2 separate regions of the Homo sapiens genome follow, and region 1 is linked to region 2. A link is a loop called in an ENCODE intact Hi-C map of the cell type or tissue named here. Cell type or tissue: prostate gland. All regions are shown on one strand. Each heading gives the region's core, and the rest is flanking DNA. Links, peaks and the distances in the headings are about the cores only.

The links. Hi-C counts contacts between places; a loop is a spot of excess contacts. Peaks named below come from ENCODE experiments on the same cell type or tissue, not always from the same donor. Only the 100,000 strongest peaks of a DNase experiment are listed, where the experiment ranks them.
Region 1: a loop joins it to region 2, with 2.6 times the contacts of the local background. A loop is called at or near these places in 12 of 110 quality-filtered maps.

The regions. Positions count from the first base shown.
Region 1 is chr16:2,240,687-2,249,001 of GRCh38, forward strand. ECI1 (enoyl-CoA delta isomerase 1) reads right to left here. Exons shown (of 7, transcript NM_001919.4): 3 at 6,173-6,300; 4 at 3,720-3,866; 5 at 2,632-2,753; 6 at 2,360-2,538. It overlaps ECI1-AS1 (ECI1 antisense RNA 1), which reads left to right. Exons shown (of 2, transcript NR_186393.1): 1 at 1-404; 2 at 949-1,132. Among named protein-coding and RNA genes, the nearest start is that of ECI1-AS1, 4.3 kb to the left of the region's middle. In prostate gland, for the core only: no CTCF peak of the experiment used is centred there; a DNase peak (open chromatin) is centred at 3,816.
Region 2 is chr16:2,018,016-2,026,330 of GRCh38, forward strand. It overlaps NPW (neuropeptide W), which reads left to right and starts at 1,770. Exons shown (of 2, transcript NM_001099456.3): 1 at 1,770-2,297; 2 at 2,518-2,740. The coding sequence starts at 1,887. The coding sequence ends at 2,604. RefSeq lists silencers at 2,513-2,807, 5,282-5,461 and a cis regulatory region at 4,593-6,282. In prostate gland, for the core only: a CTCF peak has its summit at 5,256; a DNase peak (open chromatin) is centred at 5,326; H3K4me3 peaks cover 1,213 bases; H3K27ac peaks cover 1,471 bases; H3K27me3 peaks cover 394 bases.

The DNA of each region.
Region 1 (8,315 bases), core at 84-8,083, 220 kb after region 2:
ATTTTGTATTATTTATTTATTTATTTTTGAGATGGAGTCTGTCTCTGCCACCCAGGCTGGACTACAGTGGCGTGACCTTGGCTCACTGCAACCTCCGCCTCCCAAGTTCAAGCACTTCTCCTGCCTCAGCCTCCTGAGTAGCTGGGATTACAGGAGCATTACCATGCCCGGCTAATTTTTGTATTTTTAGTAGAGAAGGGGTTTCACCATGTTGGTCAGGCTGATCTCGAACTCCTGACCTCAGGTGATCCACCCTCCTTGGCCTCCCAAAGTGCCGGGATTGCAGGTGTGAGCCACCGCGCCCAGCGACTTAACGTGTCATTTTCACTCAACTATATTATGAAGAATATTTCCACGACGCAGGAGGCTGAGGCAGGAGAATGGCACGAACCCAGGAGGTGGAGGTTGCAGTGAGCTGAGATCGCACCACTGCACTCCAGCCTGAGCAAGAGGGAGACTCCATCTCAAAAAAAATAAATAAAATAAAAATAAAAAAATTTCCATGGCACTATATTAAATACTGTCTTACAGCACAGGAAATGGCAGCACAGCCTTCAGTCATTTGTATCAGGGTTGGCAAATCTGGCTTCTCAAGGCCCTGAAGCTATGAATAGTTTTTACTTTTTTTGAGAGGAGTCTCACTCTGTCGTCCTGGCTGGAGCGCAGTAGCATGATCTTGGCTCACTGCAACCTCCGCCTCCCAGGTTCAAGTGATTCTCCGGCCTCAGCCTTCCCAAGTAGCTGGGATTACAGGTACCTGCCCCCACACCCGGCTAATTTTTGTATTTTTAGTAGAGACGGGGTTTTGCCATGTTGGCCAGGCTGGTCTAAAACTCCTGACCTCAGGTGATCCGCCCACCTTGGCCTCTCAAAGTGCTGGGATTACAGGCTTCAGCCACTGTGCCGGGCTGGTTTTTACATTTTTGAATAGTTGAAAATCAAAAGAAGGTTAGTATTTTGTGACATGTGAAAATTATGTGAAACTCAAATTTCAGTGTCCATAAAATTTTTTTTGTTGTTTTTGAGACAGAGTCTCACTCTGTCACCCAGGCTGGGGTACAATGGCATGATCTTGGCTCACTGCAACCTCTGCCTCCCAAGTTCAAGCGATTCTCCTGCCTCAACCTCCCAGTAGCTGGAATTACAGGCACGTGCCATCACGCCCGGCTCATTTTTTTTTTTTTTTTTTGAGACAGAGTCCTGCTCTCTGTTGCTCAGGCTAGAGTACAGTGGTGCGATCTCAGCTCACTGCAAGCTCCGCCTCCCGGGTTCACGCCATCCTCCTGCCTCAGCCTCTCGAGTAGCTGGGACTACAGGCGCCCGCCGCCACACCTGGCTAATTTTTGTATTTTTAGTAGAGACAGGGTTTCACCGTGTTAGCCAGGATGGTCTTGATCTCCTGACCTTGTGATCCGCCCGCCTCGGCCTCTTAAAATGTTGGGATTACAGGTGTGAGCCACCGCGCCTGGCCCATTTCTGTATTTTTAGTAGAGATGGGGTTTCACCATGTTGGCCAGGCTGGTCTTGAACTCCTGATCTCAAGTGATCTGCCTGCCTCAGCCTCCCAAAGTGCTGAGATTACAGGCGTGAGCCACCGCACCTGGCCCACTGTCCATAAAGCTTTGCCGGAACACAGCTATACCTGTCAGTTTACGTCTCCTCTGTGGCTGCTTTCTGCTACAAAGGTCTTACCTACAGAGCCCACAAGCCACCTGGCCCTTTAGAGACAGAATTTGCTGGGCCCTGGTCTATACCATCGCTGATATGACCAGCTCTTTTTCTATGAAGTGGACAATTGTCTTTGTAGTAGGTTGAAAAGTGTGCCCCAAAAGATAGGTCCAAGCCCTAACCACTGCTCTGGAACTTGGAAGTGTGACCTTATTTGGAAAGAGTCTCTGCAGATGTAATTAAGTTGGGATCATCTTGGATTTAAGGTAGGTCCTAAATCACATGGCAGGTGTCCTGAGAAGGGAGAGAGAGACCTGAGACCCACAGAAACACAGGGGAGAAAGCTGCGTAAGGATGGAGGCAGAGATTAGAGCGAGGCGCCCACAAGCCCAGGGAGGCCTGGAGCCAGCAGAAGTGGGCGGGGCAGGAAGGAGCCTCCCTGGAACGCAGGGAGGAAGTGCAGTCCTGCCCACACTTTGATTTTGCACCTCTGGTCTCCAGCACCGTGAGATGAGCTTCTGCGGTCTGGGCCACCCGGTCTGTGCTGCGTTGTTACAGCAGCCTCCTGACACCCACATGGCTGTGATTATCAACAGTCTCCCGAAGTCACGATGTCCACAGAAAACCTTTGGGTGGAGAACCTTCTGGTCTCCCCAGCATCATCGGGCGCCCGCCATGCCCCGTGCCTCACCTGGAATGGCCATCCACTGGGCTATCGCTGACAGCGCAGTGCTCTGCACCTGCTCCTCCGGGACCACCTGGTCCACTATGCCCACCTGCAGGGCCTCCGCCGGCGGGAAGAGCAGCCCCAGCTGCAGGGCACGCTCCGCCGCCCGGTGCCCGATGGTGTTCTCCAGGGTGTCTTTCAACCTGGAAATGCAGACACCCACTCACCACATGGCCCCAGGCGGGTCTGTTCCCTCCACAACAAGCATGGAGCGTGGCTGCAGCCCAGGGCCTTACCAGAAAGGGGCGATGATGCCCAGCTGGGTCTCATTGAGTCCTATGCAGTACCTGGGGTTGTCCGCCAGGATGCGGTAGTCACAGGTCAGGGCCACCAGGCAGCCTCCAGCGGGGCAGGCTCCCTGCAGGGAGAGGCCGGACAGGGCTCTTAGGTGCTGCTGGTCCCAACCACATTCCAGAGGGCCAGGTCCAAGGAAGGAGGGCCTGTGCCCTTGGCGCACCCCGACCCCCGCAGGGTTCAACACCCACAATGGTCTGGGCTGGGCTGGGTGTGCACTGGGAAATGGATGAGGAAGGAACTGGCCCCTTAGCGCTCGGCAAGGAGGGTCTGAGGCTCGTCCTCAGCCGAGGGTCATTAGTTCTTCGGCAACAGATAAATCACTTTTAAAAACCATTCAGTTAGGGGAGCAAGTCGCTTGTCCTCTCAGTGCTTTTACTCAATGCTAAAATGCCACACAAGCATTTAGTCATAACTGTCATGCCCCAAGGGGGCCCCGATACCACCCCAGCAGCTAGCGCAACCAGGATGTCCTGGGAACCCCACACTCACCCTGTGGTCACTGCAGGTACCCACTGCCCCGCGCAGGACCCATCCTGTCTGCATGGCCGTGCACCCTTGAGGCTTCCTCTCACACCAGCCCTCCCCTCCACCAGGCTCCGGCCCACACCCGGCTTGTCACAGCCACCCCGCAGGACACCCTGGTTCCTGAGGTTAAGCCCCCGTGTTGTTCTCGGCTTCCCTGGCCTTCCCCCAGAAGGGATGGAGTGATGTTTCCAAAATGTGGGTCCGATCACCCACTCACCCACACAGCCTCCACCCAGGCTGGCATCAACCCCAGGCCCTGGTCCCTACCCACTGGCTCTTTTCTGGGTCTTGTCTGATTGACCCAGGCCAGGGCCCTCACCCGAGGCCCACCTTTCTCAACACGCCCCGTGGTCTGCGATGGCGCTCACCTGTGCACATCTCAGGGCCTCTCCAACCGTCCCCTTCCCCTGTGAGAGATTCCAAGGGCAGGACAGTGTCTGTCCCACCCCCTGGCGCTGGCCCAGAACAGCCAGCGAGGCCACCTGGGAGTGGGGACACTCACGTTGATGGCGGAGACCAGCACCAGGTTGGACTGGTACAACCGCAGCCACAGCTCCTGAACGGCCTTCCAGTACCCAGCGTAGTGGGCGGGGCTCCTCCCACACATCTCCGTCAGGTCCAGGCCGGCCGAGAAGACACCCGGGCGGTCCTGCAGGGGGAGCCGGGGCCACATGCCCATCAGAGTCCACCTCCCAGCTGGCATCACAGCAGGAGGGCTGGGGAGCCCAGGTGCACGACGCACAGCAGGGCCAGGTCACGCTCAGGGTGTGGGTGCTGCCCCACAGAGCCAGGACTAGGCGCTCCAGGGACTCGGCCAAGGCTTCTCCTGGACCTGGCTTCCCTGTACTTCCCAGAACATTCTTCCCTTTCCCGCTTCAAACTGGATAGGAGAGGACAGGCAGCGCCAGGCACCTCTCAGGGACATAAGTGCGCCGGCCCTCTGGCTCTGCACGCCTGGCTCGGGCAGAAGAACCCAGAGGTGTGGTGAAGACTCCTGAGAATCCAGAGGAGCTGCACGTTCTGAATCATTTACCCGCAAAGGGCCAAGCAAGCCAGGGACCCCCGTGTGGACCAGGAAGTGCTAGGGTGGGAGAATGATCTGGAATGTGTGGGTTTCTCAGCAGCTACCAAGGAAGGGCGAGGGGTGAGCACAGGTGGAAGGGACCCTCCCACGGCTGGAGTAGCGGGCGCCAGCACAGGAGCCTCAGACTCCCAGTCAGGGCTGCCGGCCAGGGAGGCGGGCTCGGGGAGGAGTGGAGAACCCACCCTGGGGACCCTGCATGGTCACAGCCCCCTGAGCAAATGACAAGGGTACCTTCCCCTCTGCACAACACGGCACGTTTTCCTCCCGAGGGCCAGACCCCCCAAGGCTGTGGGTGAACTTGTTCCTGCAGCTGAACCCAGCTCACCCTGACTCACACAAGCAGAGCTGGGTGGATGTTTACCCCGCCCTGTCTGCAGGAAGGAGGGCGACAGCCACCTAATGTGTGCGAGGAGGAGGCGGCTGGGACAGATGGGATGGCCTCCACATCCTCAGGCGATGTGAAAAAGCCAGGAACGGTGCGGGTGGGCAACGCAGCTCCGCTGTTCCCAAACAGGTGTGAGCTGGTGCCGCACAGAATGGGTAGGCCGGTCCTTTGTTTCTACAAAACGCGTTCTACTTCCGTTACTCAAAACCCAGGCCTGGCGTGGTGGCTCATGCCTGTAATCCCAGAGCTTTGGGAGGCCAAGATTGGAGAACTGCTTGAGGCCAGGAGTTCAAGACCAGCCTGGGCAACATAGCAAGACCCCGCCTGTACAAAAAAGTAAAAATTAAGCAAAAAAATTAACCAGGTGCAATGGCTCGCACCTGTAATCCTAGCACACTGGGGAGCCGAGGTGGGAGGAGTGCTTGAGCCCAGGAGTTCAAGACCAACGTGGGCAATAAAGGCACTGTCTCTCCCAAAAATTTTAAAAATTTTCAAGATTCAAGAATCGCTTGAACCCAGGAGGCGGAGGTTGTAGTAAGCCAAGATCACGTCACTGTACTCCAGCCTGGGCAAGAGAGGGAGATTCTGTCTCAATAAATATATAAGGCTGGACGTGGCCAGCACTTTGGGAGGCCGAGGTGGGCAGATCACTTGAGGTCAGGAGTTCTAGGCCAGGCCCTGTAAAGCCACGCCAGCCTCCGAGGACCCCTCACTCCCCTCACCTCAGCCAATGCCCGCTTCTCCTCAAGGGTCCCATCCTCCTGGGCCTGACACTGCTTACTGCCCCTCGGCGATGTTGGTAATGACACCGTTCCCACAGATGACACGCCTAGCGTTCGCCAGCACTCAGGCAACATTTAGAGTCCCCTGCACAAGAACTCAGACCAAAGAGGTTCACCCTTGAGAACTCGCCCTGAAGACTGGCCCACAGAGGATCAGAGAGCATGGGTATTGTTCGCAGGACTGGCTCAGGGCACCCAAGTGATCCTAGTGGGGAGCACTCCAGGAACCCACCACCAGGTGTGCTTAGGGTCCAAGGTGACCCCATAGATGCATGGCTCTCCCTCACTCGCTGCCCACAGCTCTCCCCAGTGTCCGCCTGGACGACGGCCCGGGCAGGGAAGGCTGTCTCCCAGGAAGGCGGTCTCCCAGGAGGGCTGCCTCTTGGGAAGGCTGTCTCCCGGGAAGGGCGTCTCTTGGGAAAGCTGTCTCCTGGGAAGGCTGTCTCTGAGACTGGTCCACCTTCACCTTTGGGAATGATCTGCTTGAGGCCCATGGCAGTTTGGGTCCCTGCTGGGGCACACCCAGACGGTGCTCCTGGAAGCCTCCCGTGAAGGCGCCTGGAGTCCAGGGTGGTGGGGCTGCCGGCTGGCCTGTGCCACACGTTGGCAGGCTCTGCCTCTTCCATGTGCAACAGGCCTGGGCTCACATCAGAGAACTCAGGCCAAGAACTCGGGCTGGGGTAGGGAGCTGAACTAGCACCTACCGAGGTCAGAATGACACCGCGGAAGCTCTTGTCATTCTCCAGCTTCTCCAGGCTGATGACCAGCTCCGTCAGAAACTCCAGGCTCAGGCTGTTCACTGGGGGGTTCTTGAATTTCATCACAGCGACCCCTAATTTAAAGAATGAGAAGAGAAAGCTCACACCTGGCACTGGAAAAGCAGCCTGACCAGCCTGCACCCTCAACTAAGCCATGATAGCTGTGCATTTTGGGGGTTTTATTTATTAATTTATTTATTTAGAGACAGAGTCTCGCTCTGTCACCCAGGCTGGAGTGCAGTGGCGCGATCTCAGCTCACTGCAAGCTCTGCCTTCCGGGTTCACACCATTCTCCTGCCTCAGCCTCCTGAGTAGCTGGGACTACAGGTGCCCACCACCACGCCCGGATAATTTTTTTCTTTTAAGTAGAGACAGGGTTTCACCGTGTTAGCCAGGATGGGCTCGATCTCTTGACCTCGCGATCTGCCCACGTCGGCCTCCCAAAGTGCTGGGATTACAGGCGTGAGCCCCCGCGCCTGGTCCTATTTTTATTTACTTTTTTGAGACGGAGTTTTGCTCTTGTTGCCCAGGTTCAAGTGCAATGGAGCGATCTTGGCTCACCGCAACCTCTGCCTCTTGGGTTCAAGCGATTCGACTGCCTCAGCCTCCCGAGTAGCTAGGATTACAGGTGCGTGCCGCTACATCCAGCTAATTTTGTATTTTTAGTAGGGACGGGGTTTTCTCCATGCTGGTCAGGCTGGTCTTGAACTCCCAACCTCAGGTGATCCGCTCGCCTCGGCCTCCCAAAGTGCCAGGATTACAGGCGTAAGCCACAGCGCCCGGCCTGGGGGTTATTTTTTTATTATTATTATTTTTGAGACAGGGTCTCACTCTATCACCTAGGAGTGCAGGGGTGTGATCTCTGGTTACTGCAGCTTTGACCTCCTGGGCTCCAGCGATCCTCCCAACTCAGCCTGCTGAGTAGCTGGGATTATAGGCAAGCGCCACCACACCCAGTTAATCTTTTTTATTTTTTAGTACAGACGAGGTCTTATTTTGTTGCCCAGGCTGGTCTTGAACTCCTGAGCTTAAGTGGTCCTTCTGCCTCAGGCTCCCAAAGTGCTAGATTACAGGAGTGAGCCCTTGGTTTTTTACATTGAAGTAAGATCGATATAACATAAATTAACAATTTTATTTATTCTATATAAACTGCATGCTTTTTAAATCAACCATTCTCTCTTTCTCTCTCTATCATTTTTTTCTGAGACAGAGTCTCGCTCGTCGCCCAGGCTGGAGTGCAGTGGCGCGATCTCAGCTCACTACAACGTCCACCTCCCGGGTTCAAGCGATTCTCCTGCCTCAGCCTCCTGAGTAGCTGGGACTACAGGTATGCGCCACTATGCCCAGCTAATTTTTGTATTTTTAGTAGAGATGGGGTTTCACCATGTTGGTTGGCCAGGATGGTCTCGATCTCTTGACTTCGTGAACACCTCGCCTCGGCCTCCCAAAGTGCTGGGATTACAGGTGTGAGCCACCATGCCCGGCCAAATTAACCATTTTCTATCTTTATTTTTTTTTTGAGACAAGAGCCTCGCTCTGTTGCCCAGGCTGGAGTGCAGCAGCGCTATCTCGGCTCACTGCAACCTCTGCCTCCTGGGTTCAAGCCATTCTTCTGCCTCAGCCTCCTGAGAAGCTGGGATTACAGGACACACCACCATGCCTGGCTAATTTTTGCATTTTTAGTAGAGACGGGGTTTCACCAGGTTGGCCAGGCTGGTCATGAACTTCTGACCTCAGGTGATCCTCCTGCCTCGGCCTCCCAAAGTGATGTGATTATAGGTATGAGCCACTGTGCCCAGCCTAAATTAGCCATTTTTAAGTAAACAAGTCAGGCACTTACACAATTCAGTATACTGACTGTGTTGTGCAACTATCGCCGCTGCCTAGTTCCAGAACCTTTTCATTGTCCCAAAAGGAATCCCTGTCCCCATGAGCAGTTGCTCCTCATCCCACCCCTAGCCCCTGGAAGCCGCCAGTCTGCGTTCTGTGTCTGCGGTTTTCCTGCTCCAGCCATATTCCATATCACTGGGATACCGCCGGGCTTTGTTGTCGGCTTTGTCCACTTAGTATCATGTGTTCAAGGTTCATC
Region 2 (8,315 bases), core at 262-8,261:
TCCACCATTTACCCAACATGATCTGGGGCAGGTCAGTTCTCCCTGGGCCTCAGTTTACTCGTTGGTGAGTGGAGTCAATAATAGTTCCACTCATGACATTGTCTGGAGGTCAAGATGAGATAGTTCATGATGACCCAAAACGAGATCCCTGGTGTCTGGGACCCAGGGGCTGCCCCATGACTGACATGGTTGCTGAGGGAGGGCTGGATTCACCCTTGCTGGGAGGTCAGGAAAGACTGTGTCAGGCTCTGCCCTCTGGGAGGGGGTTGTTAAGCCCAGATGGCCACAGAGGGAAATTCTGAGGGACTGTCTGGCCCTGCGCCTTTTTTTTTTTTTAAGATGCAGTTTCGGCCGGGCACAGTGGCTCACGCCTATAATCCCAGCACTTTGGGAGGCCGAGGCGGGCGGATCACAAGTCACAAGGTCAGGAGATCAAGACCATCCTGGCTAACGTGGTGAAACCCCGTCTCTACTAAAAATACAAAAAATTAGCCGGGCGTAGTGGCGGGCACCTGTAGTCTCAGCTACTCGGGAGGCTGAGGCAGGAAAATGGCGTGAACCTAGGAGGCGGAGCTTGCAGTGAGCCGAGATCGCGCCACTGCACTCCAGCCTGGGCAACAGAGCCAGAATCCGTCTCAAAAAAAAAAAAAAAGATGCAGTTTCGCTCTTGTTGCCCAGGCTGGAGTGCAATGATGCAATCTTGGCTCGCTGCAACCTCCGCCTCCCGGGTTCAAGCGATTCTCCTGCCTTAGCTTCTCAAGTAGCTGGGATTACAGGTGCCTGCCACCATACCCAGCTAATTTTTTGTGTTTTTCGTAGAGATGGGGTTTCACCACGTTGGCCAGGCTGGTCTTGAATTCATGACCTTAGGTGATCCGCCCGCCTCGGCCTCCCAAAGTGCTGGGATTACAGGTGTGAGCCACCGCGCCCGGCCAAGGATCTGGGCCATTTAAGTGGAGTCTTGAAGGATGAGTAGGTGTTAGGCACAGACGCACAGAGGCAGGCAAAGCCACAGGCTGTTGGTTTAGGCAAAAATTGAGACTGGCTGGATAAAGTGGTCTTGGGGGACCATCACCAGAGAGGAGGCGCTGGAGGTCTGCAAGGCCTTGTCCTGCCCCTCCAGGGGTAGAGGTTCCAGGAGGGGCTGACTTTTTCTCCTGGAAGCCTCACAGAACTGCAGACCCCACGGATGGCTTGGTGTTGCCAACATGAGGCTTCTAAGGCTTCTGCGGGGAGATGGGTTGGTGGGGAGAAGCTGGGGGTGGCAGTGGACAGGACAGGGTGTGGGGACAGCTTTGGGAGCTATGCTAGGCAAGGACAAGGGACAACTCTTGGGGGGACTCACCCAGAGGGGTCTTGAATGGTGCTGAAGGCCCCCGACAGCCCTCCTGCAATAGCCACTGTAGCTCTGCCTGCACCTGGGCCTTCGCTCTGCTGTCGTCCCACCGGCAGGAGTCTGGCTAAAGGGGCATCCCTCAGCCCTACTCCCTCATCAGTGTTCCCAGTACCCACTCCCTGGCACTTCCACTCCTAGAGGGAGGAGGCTGAGCAGGCAGAGAATGGGACGTGTCCCCTCAGAGGAGCCTCGAGCCCAGTTCCAGCCAGCGGCCCACTCAGTGAGGTGCTCAAGTACCCACGTCCCCCGCCAGCTGCCAGGGTTCCCTCTCCTCCCTCCGTCCCTCCCCCCATCTGGGGAGCCCAGCGGTACTGAGGGGGCGGAACGAGGCGGGGCCACCGAGCGGTTATAGCTGGGCCTGCAGGGGACCCACGGCTCGCCTCCAGCCTCCTGCGCTCCGGTACCTGGGCGTCCCAACTCCACTGCGCGCCCAAACCCAGCCGAGCCGGTTCGTGGCCCGCCCCGCCGGGCGGCCGTCGACGCGAGCGCCCTGGCGTGGCGCCCAGGGGAGCGGGGGGCTCCCGCGAGCCGGCCGCGGCTGGCACTGCTGCTGCTTCTGCTCCTGCTGCCGCTGCCCTCCGGCGCGTGGTACAAGCACGTGGCGAGTCCCCGCTACCACACGGTGGGCCGCGCCGCTGGCCTGCTCATGGGGCTGCGTCGCTCACCCTATCTGTGGCGCCGCGCGCTGCGCGCGGCCGCCGGGCCCCTGGCCAGGGACACCCTCTCCCCCGAACCCGCAGCCCGCGAGGCTCCTCTCCTGCTGCCCTCGTGGGTTCAGGAGCTGTGGGAGACGCGACGCAGGAGCTCCCAGGCAGGGATCCCCGTCCGTGCGCCCCGGAGCCCGCGCGCCCCAGAGCCTGCGCTGGAACCGGAGTCCCTGGACTTCAGCGGAGCTGGCCAGGTACGTGAGAGGGGAGAGGCCTGGACCGCCGCGGGCAAGGGGGTCTCGGGAGGTCTGAGCCGGAGCACGGAGCCGCGCGTTCAGGGGGCACCCTCGGGCCCTTCCATTCCCTGCTCCGCGCCCAGAAGAGCTTTCCCTGGGCAGGCTCGACCCTGGCACCCGGGGGCGGTGGTTGGAGGGCCACAGCCTCCTCCCCACGGCCTTGCTGTGTTCTCGTTAGAGACTTCGGAGAGACGTCTCCCGCCCAGCGGTGGACCCCGCAGCAAACCGCCTTGGCCTGCCCTGCCTGGCCCCCGGACCGTTCTGACAGCGTCCCCCGCCCGCCCGTGGCGCCTCCGCGCCTGACCCAGGAGGAGTGGCCGCGCGCTTCCAGGAGCCGCTCATAGACCCCGCCTGCCGTCCGGTCAATAAAATCCGCCTGACTCCTGCGCCCCCGCATGCGACCCCTTCGTCTGCTTGTGTACTTTGCCGTCTAGCTCAGGGCGCAGACAGGCGCGCCCACGCCCTGGCAAATGTCAGGGGCCCCTCCCTCGCCGACCAGGGGAAGCGCCGGGCACTCAGCATTCATTTCAAACCTGGATCTCCCGGCACCCCCTCCCTCCCTTAGCCAAAGGCTTCCGCAGATTGATTAAGAACCCCTGGTCCCCTTCTTCTGGGTCATGCCCCGGGAGGAGGGGCCCCTCCACCTGAGCCCCACCTTGCTTCTTGCTTTTTTTTTTTTTTTTTTTTGAGATGCAGTCTCTCTTTGTTGTCCAGGCTGGAGTGCAATGGCGCGATCTCGGGTTACTGCAACCTCCACTTCCCAGGTTCAAGCGATTCTCCCGCCTCAGCCTCCTGAGTAGCTGGGATTACAGGCACCCACCATGATGCCCAGCTAATTTTTGTATTTTTGTAGAGACAGGGTTTCACCATGTTGGACGTGCTGGTCTTGAACTCCTGACCTCAGGTGATCCGCCCACCTCAGCCTCCCTCCCAAAGTGCTGGGATTACAGGCATGAGCCACTGCCCCTGGCTGCTCCTCTGCCTTTTTTTTTTTTTTTGAGACGGAGTCTGGCTATGTCGCCCAGGCTGGAGTGCAGTGGCGCAATCTCGGCTCACTGAAAGCTCCGCCTCCCGGTTTCACGCCATTCTCCTGCCTCAGCCTCCCGAGTAGCTGGGACTACAGGCGCCCGTCACCTCGCCCAGCTAATTTTTTGTATTTTTAGTTGAGACGGGGTTTCACCATGTTAGCCACGATGGTCTCGATCACCTGACCTCGTGATCCGCCCGCCTCAGCCTCCCAAAGTGCTGGGATTACAGGTGTGAGCCACCGCACCCGGCCTGCTTCTCTGCCTTTTATCCCCCTCTGCATGCACTTCTGGTCACTGGCTCCAGCCCCCCCACATAAATGTGCCCTGCCATCTTGAACACCGAGGACCTCCATCCACCAGGCCCCCTCCAGTTCCCTTCCCAAGGGTCTGGGCCCCTCCTCCCTCCCGCTGCCTCTTCAACCCTCTCTAATCTTCCCTGGGACTCCAATGACTGTCCTGGACCCCAAACCACCAAGGTCACATGCCCTGATGCAGCCCACCCTTGGAGCCCTCCTGTGGCCATGTGGCAGGGTCCCCCCTTGGGGCCACCCAGCAAGCATTGGGGGAGAGGTGGTCCTGGGCCTGGCTCCAGGATGCCTCTGTGGAACCAGCTCCCCACCCCCACTTCTAGAAGCCCCCCTCCCCTCACTGGTAGGTCCTTTCCATCTCCAAGGTGTGTCTGTCTCCCAAATGTGGGTGCTTTTTATCTCCACCCCTTCAATTCTTTTTCTTTTCTTTTTTTTTTTTTTTTTTTTGAGACGGAGTCTCCAGCCCATGCTGAAGAGGCACTATCTCGGCTCACTGCAACCTCCGCCTCTCTGCCTCCCCGGCTCAGATGATTCTCCCACCTCAGCCTCCCCAGTAGCTGGGATTACAGGTGCCCACTACCACGCCCAGCTAATTTTTGTTTTTTTTTTTTTTGAGACAGAGTCTTGCACTGTTGCCCAGGCTGGAGTGCAGTGGCATGATCTCCGCTCACTGCAAGCTCCGCCTCCCGGGTTCACACCATTCTCCTGCCTCAGCCTCCCGAGTAGCTGGGACTACAGGCGCCCACCACCACGCCCAGCTAATTTTTGTATTTTTAGTAGAGACGGGGTTTCACCATGTTGGCCAAGATGGTCTCGATCTCCTGACCTCGTGATCCGCCCGCCTTGGCCTCCCAAAGTACTGGGATTACAGGCGTGAGCCACCGCGCCCGGCCAACAGCCAATTCTTATGGAGCCCTTGGTTCCATCTAGCCCTCCCTCCGGCTCTGTGCTGGGTGAAGAGGTGGTCACACACCTCACAGGGCAACTCATTCTCCTGCGAGCTCATTCCTTCCCACTCCTGCCCCTGTTCCTCACTGAACCTGACCTCTAAGAACATGGATGTCCTGACCTCGTCACCACCACACCACGCCTCAAGGGCTCCCCACTGCCTATGGGACGATACCCGTGCTCTGGCAGGGCTGGCTCTGTCTGCTCTCACCGCCCCTCCCACTGCCTCCTCCCCCTTCCCCACCGCCTGCTCCAGACTGCAGATTCCAGGACAGCCCGGGACCTCCCCCGCCGAAGGAGGACTCCAGGGCCCCAGGCTGGGTTAAATGTTCTTCCTGGGGCTGCTTCAGCTCTGGCCTCCCCTTGCGCAGGCCAAGGTGCTCAAAGCTCTGTTCTCGCGGGGCTGGCGGGGGGGCGTTCAGTGATGTTCCCTGGTGCTTGCCTGGTCCAAGATGGGGAGACAGAGCCCATGAGAGGCTTCTCTGCCTCCCCCACTCCACACCCTTATTCCCCTGCAGCGCAACCAGGCCTAGGGCGCCAGCCTCACCCCAGTCCCCACCCCACAGGACTGGATCGAGTGGAAGGAAGCCAGATGGGCAGGATCCTGGGGCAACTCCTCGCACGATGCAATGCCACCAGTTCCGGCCAGGTGGCGCTGCGCGGCTACTGTTCCGGGCGGTAGCGTCCGACTCGCGCCTCCAGCAACGGGCGGGGCTAGAGCCGCAGTGGGCGGGGCCACGACGGGTGGGCGGGGTCGCCCCGTCGGCGGCAGCGGTTTCCTGCCTCTCCCCACTCTTGGGTCGTCGCAGTCCCCCGGCCTTCTCTCTCTGTCTGGTCTGTGGGTCTCTGTTGGTCACCTCCTTCTGTCGCGCTGGCTCCGCCTGCTCCAGTTTCAGAATGTAAAGAGAGGCATGGTGCAGCCTGAGGGAAGAGGCCCTAGGCGCGGTCTGGTTATGCTTGAAGGGCCATTAATGTCCATTAGGAAGCCCCGCCTGCCTGAGCAGCTCTGGACCATTACCGGGAGTCGGAATAGTGGCCCCACCCCCAGACAGGGCCCCAGGCCACGGCCACACCCCGGAGCCCCGGTCCAGGTCCAGGCTCGGGCTCCCTGAGATCGCTGGGACCTTGCTGGAGGGATGCGGGTTCAAGGCCCGAAGGAAAGGTCCTGCCAAAACAGGAGTGCACGGGCGGCCCCCACCCCGGTGGACCCCCCACCGACAGCCCAGGGGAACGGCTGAGACCTGCTCTCCCTCTGCTGGATAGGACCCACGCCTGGGTAGCATGCTGGCAGGCGTGGGTTAAGGGGGTTGGGTGGAGAGTTGGGGGATCTCCCAAGCCTCTGATTGCCTCTGCCTTGACTTTCTTCCCTCCTGCTGGGGCCCGGGGAGCCCACGTCACCCACACCCCATCTGCACCCCACAGAACCAGGAAAATAAAGTCCACCCTCCTCTCGATGCTGACCCTACTCCCTCCCGCCCACCTCCCTAGCCCTTTCTTCGAGACACCAAGCACTTTGCGGCCCCTGAACACCTTTGCCCAGGTGCTTCCCTTCGCCTTTCTCTGCCTCCAGCGCAGCACCCATACGGGCCAAGGTCAGCCTCGGACCAGGGCTGAGAGCTTCCGGAGGCTGGCTGGAGAAGAGGCCTGGGAGGGTTTGCCCCCGAGAGCTTCTAGGTCACCCTTCCTCGCCTGTTCCTCCAGGCCCCTGGACTCACTGTCCCCTCTCACTGACTCTGCACCTCCTCTGAAATCGTGACCTCTGGTTCCTCTCTGGCTGCCTCATTCCTCCTGCTCCCTGCTTTGCTAGGCCCACTTCCTTTGTTGCCCGGCCCTTTGCTACTCTGTTACCCTCCTCAGCTCCTTCATGGCTTTGGGGACTCTTTTGTTAACTCTGTAGCAGCAGTGTGTCCGGTGATATTTCCTTGGTTCCTGGCCCTGGTTGTGACCTCATGTCCCTTGTGGCCCCTCCCTCTGCCATGCTGTTCTCCATCCCATCTTTTTTTTTTTATTTGTTTTTAAATTATTTATTTATTGTTTTTGAGATGGTGTCTAGCTCTGTTGCCCAGGCTGGAGTGCAGTGACGCAATCTCAGCTCACTGCAACCTCCGCCTCCTGGGTTCAAGCGATTCTCCTGCCTCAACCTCCCCAGTAGCTGGGATTACAGATGCCCACCACCACGCCTGGCTAATTTTTTTTGTATTTTCAGTAGAGACGGGGTTTCGCCACATTGGCCAGGCTGGTCTCGAACTCCTGACCTCAGGTGATCCACCCACCTCGGCCTCCCAGAGTGTTGGGATTACAGGCGTGAGCCACTGCTCCGGCCCCTCAGCCCATCTTCAGTCACTGGGAGTAGGAATCAGCTGAGTCCTGGGCCAGGGAAGGATGGTGTATGCCCAAGGCTGATCAGGCGTCTGCCCCACCCAGGGCGGGTAAGGTCTGCAAGCCCCCTTACCCAGGGGACCTGGGGCTGCTGGAGTCTCCCATCCAGCCACCTCCCTCGACTCTAGTGTGGCCAGGAAGCTACAGCCTGCCAGGTTTTGGGTGGACCTGGTTGGTGTGGGATGACCCCCTAAGCCCAAACAGGTGTGGTATGTGGGGTGCGTGGTGGTGGGTCACACTGCCCACAGCCATCTTCACAGACTCCAAGGGTGGCAGCACCAGGCTGTGTCCAGGGAGGCCAGCCACAGGCCAGACAGGCAGCCTCTGGACATGCAGACAGAGAGATGGAAGCGGCCGGCCGGGCGGGAGCCTGAAGCAGCCTTACCCAGGAATTGCAGGGGTTGGGGTGGCGAGCAGTCGCGGCGCCTCAGCCTAAGTGGCTTTTAGGGGCAGCTGCCGGGATATGGGCACCCAGGGGGCCATGGCCCAGGAGGCTGCCCAGAGGCGAGCCCTGTGCTTGGGTGGGGGCAGGGGAGCCCAGCCCAGGGCCCCGGAGAGACGAGAGGGAGAGGAGGACTGCGCCAAGCCTGCTTCTACGGCTCACATGGGGAATTGCCTGGGCTGGCTGTGCCTGACCCCTGGGAACCAGGTATGTGCAAGGGGGCCTGGCTGGGCTGGGGAGGAGGGCAGACTGGGGCTGTGCCTGGACTCAGCTACCTTCCTATATTGGAGACAGAGGAAGAGCTGGGTGGTGAAGATAGCATGGACTCCGAATCTCACATCCCTGGGCCCAAATGGAGCTGAGGAGGCTTCGTGGGTCTTTTCCCTCTCCAGGCCTGTTTGCAGGTCTGTGAAGTGGCCGGTCCCCTAGGGTTGTTCCAGGTAAAATGCACTTAGGCCTAAATGATTTCACTGTGGTGGTGACTGTCCTGTTGGGGAAGGAGGGACACTCGTGCTTCAGGTAGAGGCTGAGGGACGTGGACGGCTGTGGGCAGGGGAGGGGAGGCCTGCTGCCTGCCTGTGGACACTGTGGAGCAGCGCCTGTGCACACCCAGAGCTTAGAGCCCAAATAATTCAGTGGAGTGTAGCCCATGTCAGGAGGTGGGTAGCAGGGACCCTCGAGACTCATATCCTTTTGTCACCCTGCAAAGTCACAGTCCAGGCCTGGGGTGGGCTGGGACACAAGTGAGGGGGCCGGCCCGGCCAAGGGAAAGAATGGCAGCAGGGCGTGGGAACCGACGCGGTGCAGATAGGCCGAACACGGTGGGTAGGCCAGGGAGTCTCCCAGCCACTGGCCCCCAGGATGCAGGGAG